Linked DNA regions of Homo sapiens: region 1 is linked to region 2. A link is an interaction called in ENCODE POLR2A ChIA-PET data of the cell type or tissue named here. Cell type or tissue: PC-9. All regions are shown on one strand.

Region 1 (5,000 bases), 290 kb before region 2:
TATATATATATACATATATATATATATACACACATATATATATACATATATATATACATATATATATACATATATATATATATATACACATATATATATATACACACACCATGTTGGTATATATATATTTTTATATATTTTATATATATTTTTATATATTTTATATTTTTTTATATATATACACACACACCATGTTGGTATGTGTGTGTGTGTATATATATATATCACGCCTCAATTTAGTTTTCCAAACTCTAACCAAATTAATATCAAAATAATATTGAGGTGTTATGTATTTATTTGCTCTTTATAGCTGCATATATATTTGTAACATAGAAATTAGAAAATTACATCTATACTGAAGAACCTCAATACATTTCTTCTTTTGGATATAATTCATACCTTACTCAAATTTACAAACTACTACTCCAGAACAGAAATTATTCAGTGCAGGAGAGGATGAGAGTGGCATAGGAAAAGCCATTAATATATTTTTACCAGAGAAATTCAATAAAAACCACAAAGAAGGGAGAAATTTCTAGCCAGTCTCCTCCAAATATGCAACACTGGAATTGTGCTCAAATTGAAACTACCTAGTGGGGCCTAAAGAGATCAGGGTATTATAATAGAAGCCCAATCTGTAACCTTGGTGAATTTTCTTCTGTTTCACAAGTCTAAAAAAAATTTCCTGTCTCTAATTTGAATGTTCAAGCAATCATTTCTCCTATTCAAATCCCACAGTTTGGGAGCTAAATTATCAAACAGATCTTTTATTCACTCACTCAATATATACTGAGCATCTGCTATGTACCAAGCACTCTTTCAGAGACTGGGGATACAGAAGTGAACAAAGCACAAAATCTCCATCCATAGAAAAGGTTATGTTCTAGCTGAGAGACAGATTAATAAGGTACACAGTATATAAAAGGCTATGGAGAAAAAAGGGAGCAAGGTATGTGTGTGCCATACACAAATTACTGATTGATTGAACCAGGGTCTCACTCTGTTGCCCAGGCCGAGTGCAGTGGCGTGATCACTGCTCACTGCAGCCTCGAACTCCCAGCCTCAAGCCATCCTCCCACCACAGCCTCCCAAGTAGCTGGGACCACAAGCATATACCACCACTCCCAGCTAATTTTTTTTTACTTTAATTTTTTTTGTAGAGATGTCTCACTATGTTACCCAGGCTGGTCTTGAACTCCTGGGCTCAAGCAATCCTCCCACCTCCGCCTCCCAGAGTGCTAGGATTACAGGTGTGAATCACCACAAATGACTTAGTCATAAGATTTCGGAAAGCTATTTTACAGTCATGCAGATCATAGAACAAAAAGTTTTGAAAAATAAAACCCACAAAAAGAATATAGTATGAGTGCACCCATTTATATGACAAATCCAGAATGGGATGAGAACATCAGGGTAACAGAGAGAAACAAAACGGCACAAAAAGAAAGATCTTTTTGAAACTGAATCTGATCCTGGTGTGTGCTCAAACCATTCCTAAAACAGATTTGAAACAAATTTAGAAGAACACTTACGGAGACAAAAAAAACTTAAAAGGGAAAGTATGTGGAAAGAACACCCACCAATCAGGTTAAAATGTCAGATTTTTAAGTCGCTGTTTGTTAGCAATTAAGTGTAGTATTTCCCAAGTTTACAAAACTAAAACTAAATTTGGATGGAAGAGAAAAGTGACATCATGGCTATCTGATGCCACTGAACTCTAAATTCCTTGCACACTTACAGAAACGCACAAATCTAAAACTACAGATAAATGCCCTCCACAGGTCCTCATTTGGGAAGACAGAAAAGGAGGAAGAGGAACACCAGTAGTAGAGAAACAAAAAAACAGGCCAGTCAAGCAGTTTAAAAATATATATATATATTTTATCTTAATGTAAAAACGCTAGTCAAAAAGGTAAAGAAAACACCACTGAAAGCTGATAGTTTTCCTGGCACGGAATTAGGAAAAGAGGAATAGTAAGGCTTAAAGAGGCTAAGAGAAAATATTCAATATGCTAGTCAAATTTAATCAGAGAAATCAAATTACTGTGAAATTTTCTTTCTGGTCTTAAAAAAAAGGACTTCAAGCCAAAATGCTGTTTTTAAAAAATAGGTCCACAGATATTTTAATCCTATTCCACCATTTCTACCCAATTCCTGCAAATCTCAGAAACAAACTCAGATGACTCCTCAAAAATACTACTGAATAGAAAGTTAAACCTTTAGAAAAGGAGTGATTCAAGTGTCAAGAAACATAAAACCTGGTGAAACATCCTTTAAGATTACTGAATTGGTTTATTACACACTTTCTTCAGGTGAAACAATTGAATGCATTTTTAACTTTCTAAGTGTTCATATTCTAAGCCTGAACTAGTTTCCTTGACTGTTCTAAAGCTTTCTAGATGATTTACTGCAGTATGTTCCTTCTAAAGATGTCTGATCTCATCCATTACCAACTAATTCTCCCCAATTTTCTCAGTCATCTCAAAGTTAACTAGTACACATCTTAAGGAGAGGAGTCTACGACACATTCATTCCTGCAACAAACATTCTATAAAATTAAATTGAAACAATTTTAAGACTGGGACAATATATGAGAAAAGAACTCAGCTGCATGAATTTTAGAAATAAACCACGTTTTAAAGACATTTTTCACAAATCTCCCTCAGCCCTTTCCTGGGCCTTTAGGCTACTCCACTCTCTAGGAACTTCTCATTAAGTACAATCATTCTGCAACAGGATTGATTGATACACGGGGGGGACAATTTGAGTAAAATGGGAACTGTTTGCTAATGTACTATACTTTCTGTGAAGAATACTAGGTACACATACACAAAGGCATACAGCTGGACCCAGCCCCATGGGAATACAAAATGCACACATGCTTACATCTTAAACATCATTTTGAAAACACAGGCATCAAACACACACCCTATCATACTGTTTTCCTGGAAAATTTAAAATATCCTGTGAGTTCACTGCAATACCCCAGGGCACCTCAAACAGTTTAGGAATGAATACCCCGACTGGATCTCACAGCTCTAAACATTACCTACGTGTTTCTCCAAGTGGCTAACCCAAACCTCTCTCCAGGACTACAAGTTTGTATACAGTAGTTTATCCTTATCCATGGTTTTGGTTACCCAAGGTCAACCATGGTCCAAAAATAGTAAATGGAAAATTCCAGAAACAATTAAGTTATCAATTGCACCCCATTTGTAGAAGTGTGATGAAATCTCTGCTCCATCCCATGCAGGATGAGAATCATTCCTTTGTCCAGGGCATCCACGCTGTCTAGGCTTCCCAATGTGTTAGTCACTCAGTAGCTCAGTAGCTATCTCTAGGGATCAGCTCTATTGTTACGGTGCTTGTGTTAAGGTAACCCTTATTTTACTTAATAATGGCCCTAAAGCGCAAGAGTAGTGATGCTGGCCAATTCACATATGCCAAAGAGAAGCCTTATAGTGTTTCCTTCAAGTGAAAAGATCAAAGTTCTCGACTTTATAAACAAAAAACATCGGCCAGGTATGGTGGCTCATGCCTTAATCCCAGCACTTTGGAATGCTGGGGCAGGTGGATCACTTGAGGTCAGGAGTTCGAGACCAGCCTGGCCAACATGGCAAAACCCCATCTCTACTAAAAATACAAAAAAATTAGCCGATCATGGTGGGACACACCTGTAATCCCAGCTACTCTACTCGGGAGGCTGAGGCACGAGGCAGAACTTGGGAGGCGGAGGCAGGAGAACTGCTTGAACCCAGGAGGCGGAGGCTCCAGTGAGCTGAGACCACCACCACACTCCAGCCTGGGTGATGGAGTGGGAGTCTGTCTCCAAAAAAAAAAAAAAAAAAAAAAAAAAAAAAAAAAACCAACAACAACAAAGAAAATCATATGACGAGGTTGCTAAGATCTGTGGTAAGGATGAATCTTCTGTCCATAAAATTGCGAATGAAAAAAGATTTCGTGCACAATATATATAGGGTTTGGCACTACCCAAGGTTTCAGGAATCCACCGGAGGCCATGGAACGTATCCTCCAAGGATAAGAGGGGCTACTGTCTATTCGAAATCTCCACTTGGATGTCAAGCACCTTAAACTCAACATGTCCAAAGTAAAAATCCTGATTCCCTATGCACTTTCCAGTACTACTCTCCAAAATCTTTCCTATTTTAGTAAACAGCAACATTTTTTTCCCAATAGCTAATGCTATTGGAAAATGACTCCATTTTCCTCTCACAAACCACATATGCAAATCCTGTTGGCTCTATCTTCAAAATATATTCAGAATAAACTACAACTCACCACCTCCACTGCTACTACCCTGTTTTAAGTCACCACCATTTCTCACCTGCACTTTGCTTCTACTCTCAAACTCCGCAGGCAGAGTGATCTTATAAAAGGGGAAGTTCCATCATCTCATTTTCTGTACCACACCCTTCAATGGTTTCTAAGATGCCCCCTCTCTTTCTCATGTTCTACTCAAATCTCTCCCTTTTGCTTACTCTGCTCCAATGAGACATCTTGCTGCTTCTGGAACACACAAAGCACAATCCCACCTCAGAGCCTTTACATGTTGTGGTTCCCTCTGCTCCTTCCCCAGATATTTACCCGTGTCACTCTTTTGCATCCTGCAGGCTTTTGCTCAATGTCATCTTAGAGAGGCACTCCCTGACTGTCCTCATATAGTACTATTCCCCACACTCCCTATTCCCCTTTTTCCTTGCTATACATTCTCTGCAGCACTTTTTTCCCCCTTTCTGACATGTGTCCATGGTACATCTCTCTCCACTAGATCATCTGTTCTGAGACAACAGACTTAGTTTTGTTCACTGCCATATTTAACAGGCCCAAAATAATAACGTTATACACACTCAAATACAGAATAAAAATTATACCAGCTGTTTTAGGAAGTAAAATTATACCAACTGTTTTGTCCTCATTAACATCAAAACATCCCTAAAGTTTGTATTATTGAGAGTTTTCTATCCTGCATTTGAAATTCT
Region 2 (5,000 bases):
AAAATTAGCTGGGTGTGGTGGCAGGCGCCTGTAATCCCAGCTACTTGGGCGGCTGAGGCAGGAGAATCGCTTGAATCCGGGAGGCGGAGGTTGCAGTGAGCCGAGATTGCACCCCTGCACTCCAGCCTGGGTGACAAGAGTGAAATTCCTTCTAAAAAAAAAATAAAAAAAAAGAGGTGGAGACAACTAGAATAAGAATTTTTTTGGAAATTAAAAATATGATTGTTAGGCCAGGCACGGTGGCTCACGCCTGTAATCCCAGGACTTTGGGAGGCAGGTGGATCATCAGGTCAGGAGTTCAAGACCAGCCTGGCCAAGATGGTGAAACCCTGTCTCTACTAAAACTACAAAAATTAGCTGGGCACAGTGGTAGGCACCTGTAGTCCCAGCTACTCGGGAGGCTGAGGCAGGAGAATTGCTTGAACCCGGGTGGTGGAGGCTGTGGTGAGCCGAGATCATGCCACTGCACTCTAGCCTGGGCGACAGAGTGAGACTCTGTCTCAAAAAAAAAAAAAATATGATTGCTAAAATAATTTTTTTTTTTATTGAGAAAGGGTCTCACTTTGTCACCCAGGCTGGAGTACAGTGGCACTGATCTCAGCTCACTGCAACCTCTGTTTCCCAGGGCTCAAGTGATCCTCCTGCCTCAGCCTCCCAAATAACTGGGACTACAGGTGCATGCCACCATGCCTGGCTAATTTTTGTATTTTTTTGTAGAGATGGGGTCCTGCCATGTTATCTAGGCTGGTCTTGAACTCCTGGGCTCAAGTGATCTGCCCACCTTGGCTCCCAAAGTGCTTGGATTTTCAGGTGTGAGCCACTGCACCTGGCCTGAAATAAAATATTCAATAGAAAAGTTCGTGGGTATGCTTAGGAACTAATACAGCAAATAGGAAAAAATGGTTAACTAGACAGAAAAGACAAGAAAATTAGAGATTAATATAGGCATTTCACAGAAAACAACAACAAAATGGACGGGAGAAATTATTAAAGAAACTATATTAGAAAATTTCCCAGGAATGGCCGGGTGTGGTGGCTCAAGCCTGTAATCCCAGCACTTTGGGAGGCCGAGACGGGTGGATCACCTGAGGTCAGGAGTTCTAGACCAGCCTGGCCAACATGGTAAAACCCCGTCTCTACTAAAAATACAAAAATTAGCTGGGTGTGGTGGCAGGCACCTGTAATCCCAGCTACTCGGGGGGCTGAGGCAGGAGAATCACTTGAACCCTGGAGGCAGAGGTTGCAGTGAGCCAAGATCATGCCATCGCACTCCACCCTGAGGGACAAGAGTGAGACTTCATCTCAAAAAAAAAAAAAAGGTTAGAAAATGTCCCAGGACTAAAGGACAGGCACCTCCATATTGAAAGATCCCACTCAACATCAAAGTACATTATTCTAATTTTAGAAGCCTAGAGATAAAGAGGAGATACTAAGTCTTTCTGAGAAGGAAAATTCATGCTCACCATGGAAAACCCAAACTAGGCATAAAGTTATAAGGAAAAAGTAAATATATCCATAATCCCACCACCCAGCAGTAACCACTTTAACATTCTCAGTATCTCTATATATGTATATGGATGGCAAGGATGCATTCCCACAGCATAGCGGCGGCAGGCATTAGAAACATGGTTTGAGTCCATAAGAAGACATGTGACTTTAATATTTTGCTAATGTGCTCGTGTCCGCATTTTTTTTTTCTTTAAATCATAGCCATATGGTAAATTTTCTATTTTGTTATGTTTCTCTTTTATTCATGGGCATGCAGTGGGTGTTTCTTGGAAATGGCCAATTTTTATTAAAATATTTCTGGAAGAAAAAAAAAAAAGAAACATGGTTTAAGTCCAGTTTCTGTTTTGTGCTAGCCATATAACCTTGAAACATCAGTGCATTCACATGTAAAATGGAGGTACTAATGCTATCTATTTCACTGGGCTGTTGGGGATAAAATAATGCATGTATTCAGCTCAGGTCCTAAATGTATTAATTACTCAATATATGTTAACATATATGTTCATATTTTCTTTTTGTTTTAAAAAGAAACAAAGATTACATATGTTGTTTTGTTAAAGCACCTAAGCCAGTCTTATTGGCTTTACAGTTTTCTTCATAATGAAGAAATCACAGAATACCTCTGTCTCTAGTGCAGTGTTACTACAAGGTAAAGAGATTTTCATGAGCAAATATAATTTTCAGGAGGAAAACTAATGTTTCAAAGTGAAAAAGGATCCACATGTCAGATACAGGTGAAACTCATAGACCATGAAGTTACAGAAAAATTTGACATCTTCCCCCAAAGAACAAGTTTACACGCTAACAAAACAGGTTTTCTTTTGCAAGACTCCCAACTTGTATGTTACAGGTACCAGTCAATCAAGTGTGTTTGGATTTTAGGGTAACTGTTTTTACGTGTGCTAATGCTGTAGATGTCCATAAAATAAAGTGAAAAATATCACTGCCCTAGTTGAGTTTTCCACACGTTCACCTGTACTTAAAGAGCTAATGCAGGCCGGGCACGGTGGCTCATGTCTGTAATCCCAGTACTTTGGGAGGCCGAGGTGGGTGGATCATCTGAGGTCAGGAGTTTGAGACCAGCCTCGCCAACATGGCAAAATCTCCTCTCTACTAAAAACACAAAAATTAGCCGGGTGTGGTGGCGTGCACCTGTAGTCCCAGCTACTTGGGAGGCTGAGGCAGAAGAATGGCTTGAACCTGGGAGGCGGCGGTTGCAGTGAGCCAAGATTGCACCATTGCACTCCAGCCTGGGCGACAGAGCAAGATTCCATGTCAAGGAAAAAAAAAAAAAAACAGAGAGAGAGTTAATGCAATGAAAACTTTTTTTTTTTTTGAGGTGAAGTCTCACTCTGTCGCCCAGGCTGGAGTGCAGTGGCGCAACCTCTGCTGCCTGGGTGCAAGTGATTCTCCTGCCTCAGCCTCCCAAGTAGCTGGGATTACAGGCACCTGCCACCGCGCCTGGCTAATTTTTGTAGTTTTTTTTAGTAGAGACGGGGTTTCACCATCTTGGCCAGGCTGGTCTTGAACTCCTGACCTCGTGATCCACCTGCCTCGGCCTCCCAAAGTGCTAAGATTACAGGCATGAGTCACCGCGACTGGCCTGAAAACTTTCTGATTAGTTACTGTTTTGTATCTATCTCAGAATTAGAGCTTTATATAAATTTTGCGTAGCTATTCTTTTGCTAGAGAACTGTTAAGTTCATGCTCAAGAAGTCCTACTTTTATAAAATGTTATCTTTTGCCCCATCAATATATGATCCAGAATGTCATCAGATATTTTAGTCTTCAAAGTTGGAAGAAAATTTTTCTATTTATATTTGTCTAAAACATACAAAAACTAATATTAGTACTAAATATGGTTGATAATGTTACCATCATGCATTGTCAGATGGTCATTTGTCTGTGCTGTTCCTAAGAGAAGAATGGGAATTCCAAAAAGCTGACAAATTATGGCAGCCAGCCCTCTCCATTTCTTTATTAACTTTCAGTGTACTGTTTATATCTTTTTGTTTGTTTGTTTTTGAGACAGGGTCTCACTGTCACCCAGGGTGGAGTGCAGCAGTGCGATCTCGGCTCACTGCACCTCCACCTCCCAGGTTCAAGTGATTCTCCTGCCTCAGCCTCCCCAGTAGCTGGGATTACTGACATGTGCCACCACGCCCAGCTAATTTTTGTATTTTTAGTAGAGACAGGGTTTCACCATGTTGGCCAGGCTGGTGTTGAATTCCTCGACCTCAAATGATCCACCCACCTCGGCCACCCAAAGTGCTGGAATTACAGGCATGCGCCACCGTGCCCAGCTTTACTGTTTATATCTTACTAGAATATTTCGTGGATTGTATTATTTTAAACAAGAGAATCTTTAAAATACTTTGTAATGAGACATGACCATAGACGTTTTATAACATGCAAGGTCTGCTAATTATCTCAAGACAAAGTACTTACATAAGTTGTTGAACTTTTAAGAGGAGTTGTGCATTTTTCTTTTACAAAATAACAAGTGTTCTAAATTTCATAACCATTACTGAAATAACAAGTGGCTCTCAGAAGCTACTTAGCAGATAGATATATTTTTTAAAAACACATACATTTAATCATTCACTTTTCGGCATAGGTAACATCTTAACAATTACTGAGAAAGTAACTGCTTAAAAAATAACTGTGTGCTATGGAGAGATCTTATCAGAAAAAAGATATTTAGAATTTCTTTCACCATTATTTGATTCTGTTACAAAAAAATGAGAGAAGTCTATCAAACTTTCATATCTTTATACTTAAACACATATAAAGAGAATTTTCTAATCTCTTCCAGAAGCTTCTTTGAACCAAAATTCTAAAATATAAAAAAATCAATCATGTTGCTTTCAATAAAAATAACTTAATTTTAGTGAGAGAAAAATTATTTTTATTGTTATGAAGACTAAAGATTAGTTTTTTGAAATTGTGCTTTCGTATCTTGTCCATACATGTAAAATCTGAATGTAAAAAAAAAGTGTAGGGTTCTGAATCCGAACAAGTTGTTCCAGATAGCCTATCATTAATTCTTAAAATTTTATAAAAACTTTGTATAGGGCCGGGCGCGGTGGCTCACACCTGTAATCCCAGCACTTTGGGAGGCCTAGGTGGGTGGATCACGAGGTCAGGAGATCGAGACCATCCTGACTAACACGGTGAAACCCCATCTCTACTAAAAATACAAAAAATTAGCCGGGTGTGGTGGCAGGCGCCTCTAGTCCCAGCTACTCGGGAGGCTGAGGCAGGAGAATGGCATGAACCCAGGAGGCGGACCTTGCAGTGAGCTGAGATCGTGCCTCTGCACTCTAACCTGGGTGAGACTCCGTCTCAAAAGAAAAAAAAAAACTTTGTATACATGAGGTAGAATAATAATAAGGTGGCTTTACCAACAATTTCATGTGACACAGAAATCAAAGATGATGGTTTGAAAGATGGTGACAAATCAAAGATCTTTGACTGTAGCTGCAAAAAAG

What was found. ChIA-PET counts read pairs that join two places held together with the same protein. Peaks named below come from ENCODE experiments on the same cell type or tissue, not always from the same donor. Only the 100,000 strongest peaks of a DNase experiment are listed, where the experiment ranks them.
Region 1: POLR2A ChIA-PET joins it to region 2 with 5 read pairs; 2 of 35 experiments call an interaction of 5 or more read pairs at or near these places.

Annotation. Positions count from the first base shown.
Region 1 is chr14:55,326,774-55,331,773 of GRCh38, reverse strand. The region is part of intron 1 of FBXO34 (F-box protein 34); the gene reads right to left. Among named protein-coding and RNA genes, the nearest start is that of FBXO34-AS1, 57 kb to the right of the region's middle. RefSeq lists enhancers at 3,082-3,583, 4,393-4,532. In PC-9, no CTCF peak of the experiment used is centred here; no DNase peak of the experiment used is centred here; H3K27ac peaks cover 586 bases.
Region 2 is chr14:55,032,665-55,037,664 of GRCh38, reverse strand. All of the region lies in intron 2 of SOCS4 (suppressor of cytokine signaling 4), which reads right to left. Among named protein-coding and RNA genes, the nearest start is that of SOCS4, 7.9 kb to the right of the region's middle. In PC-9, no CTCF peak of the experiment used is centred here; no DNase peak of the experiment used is centred here.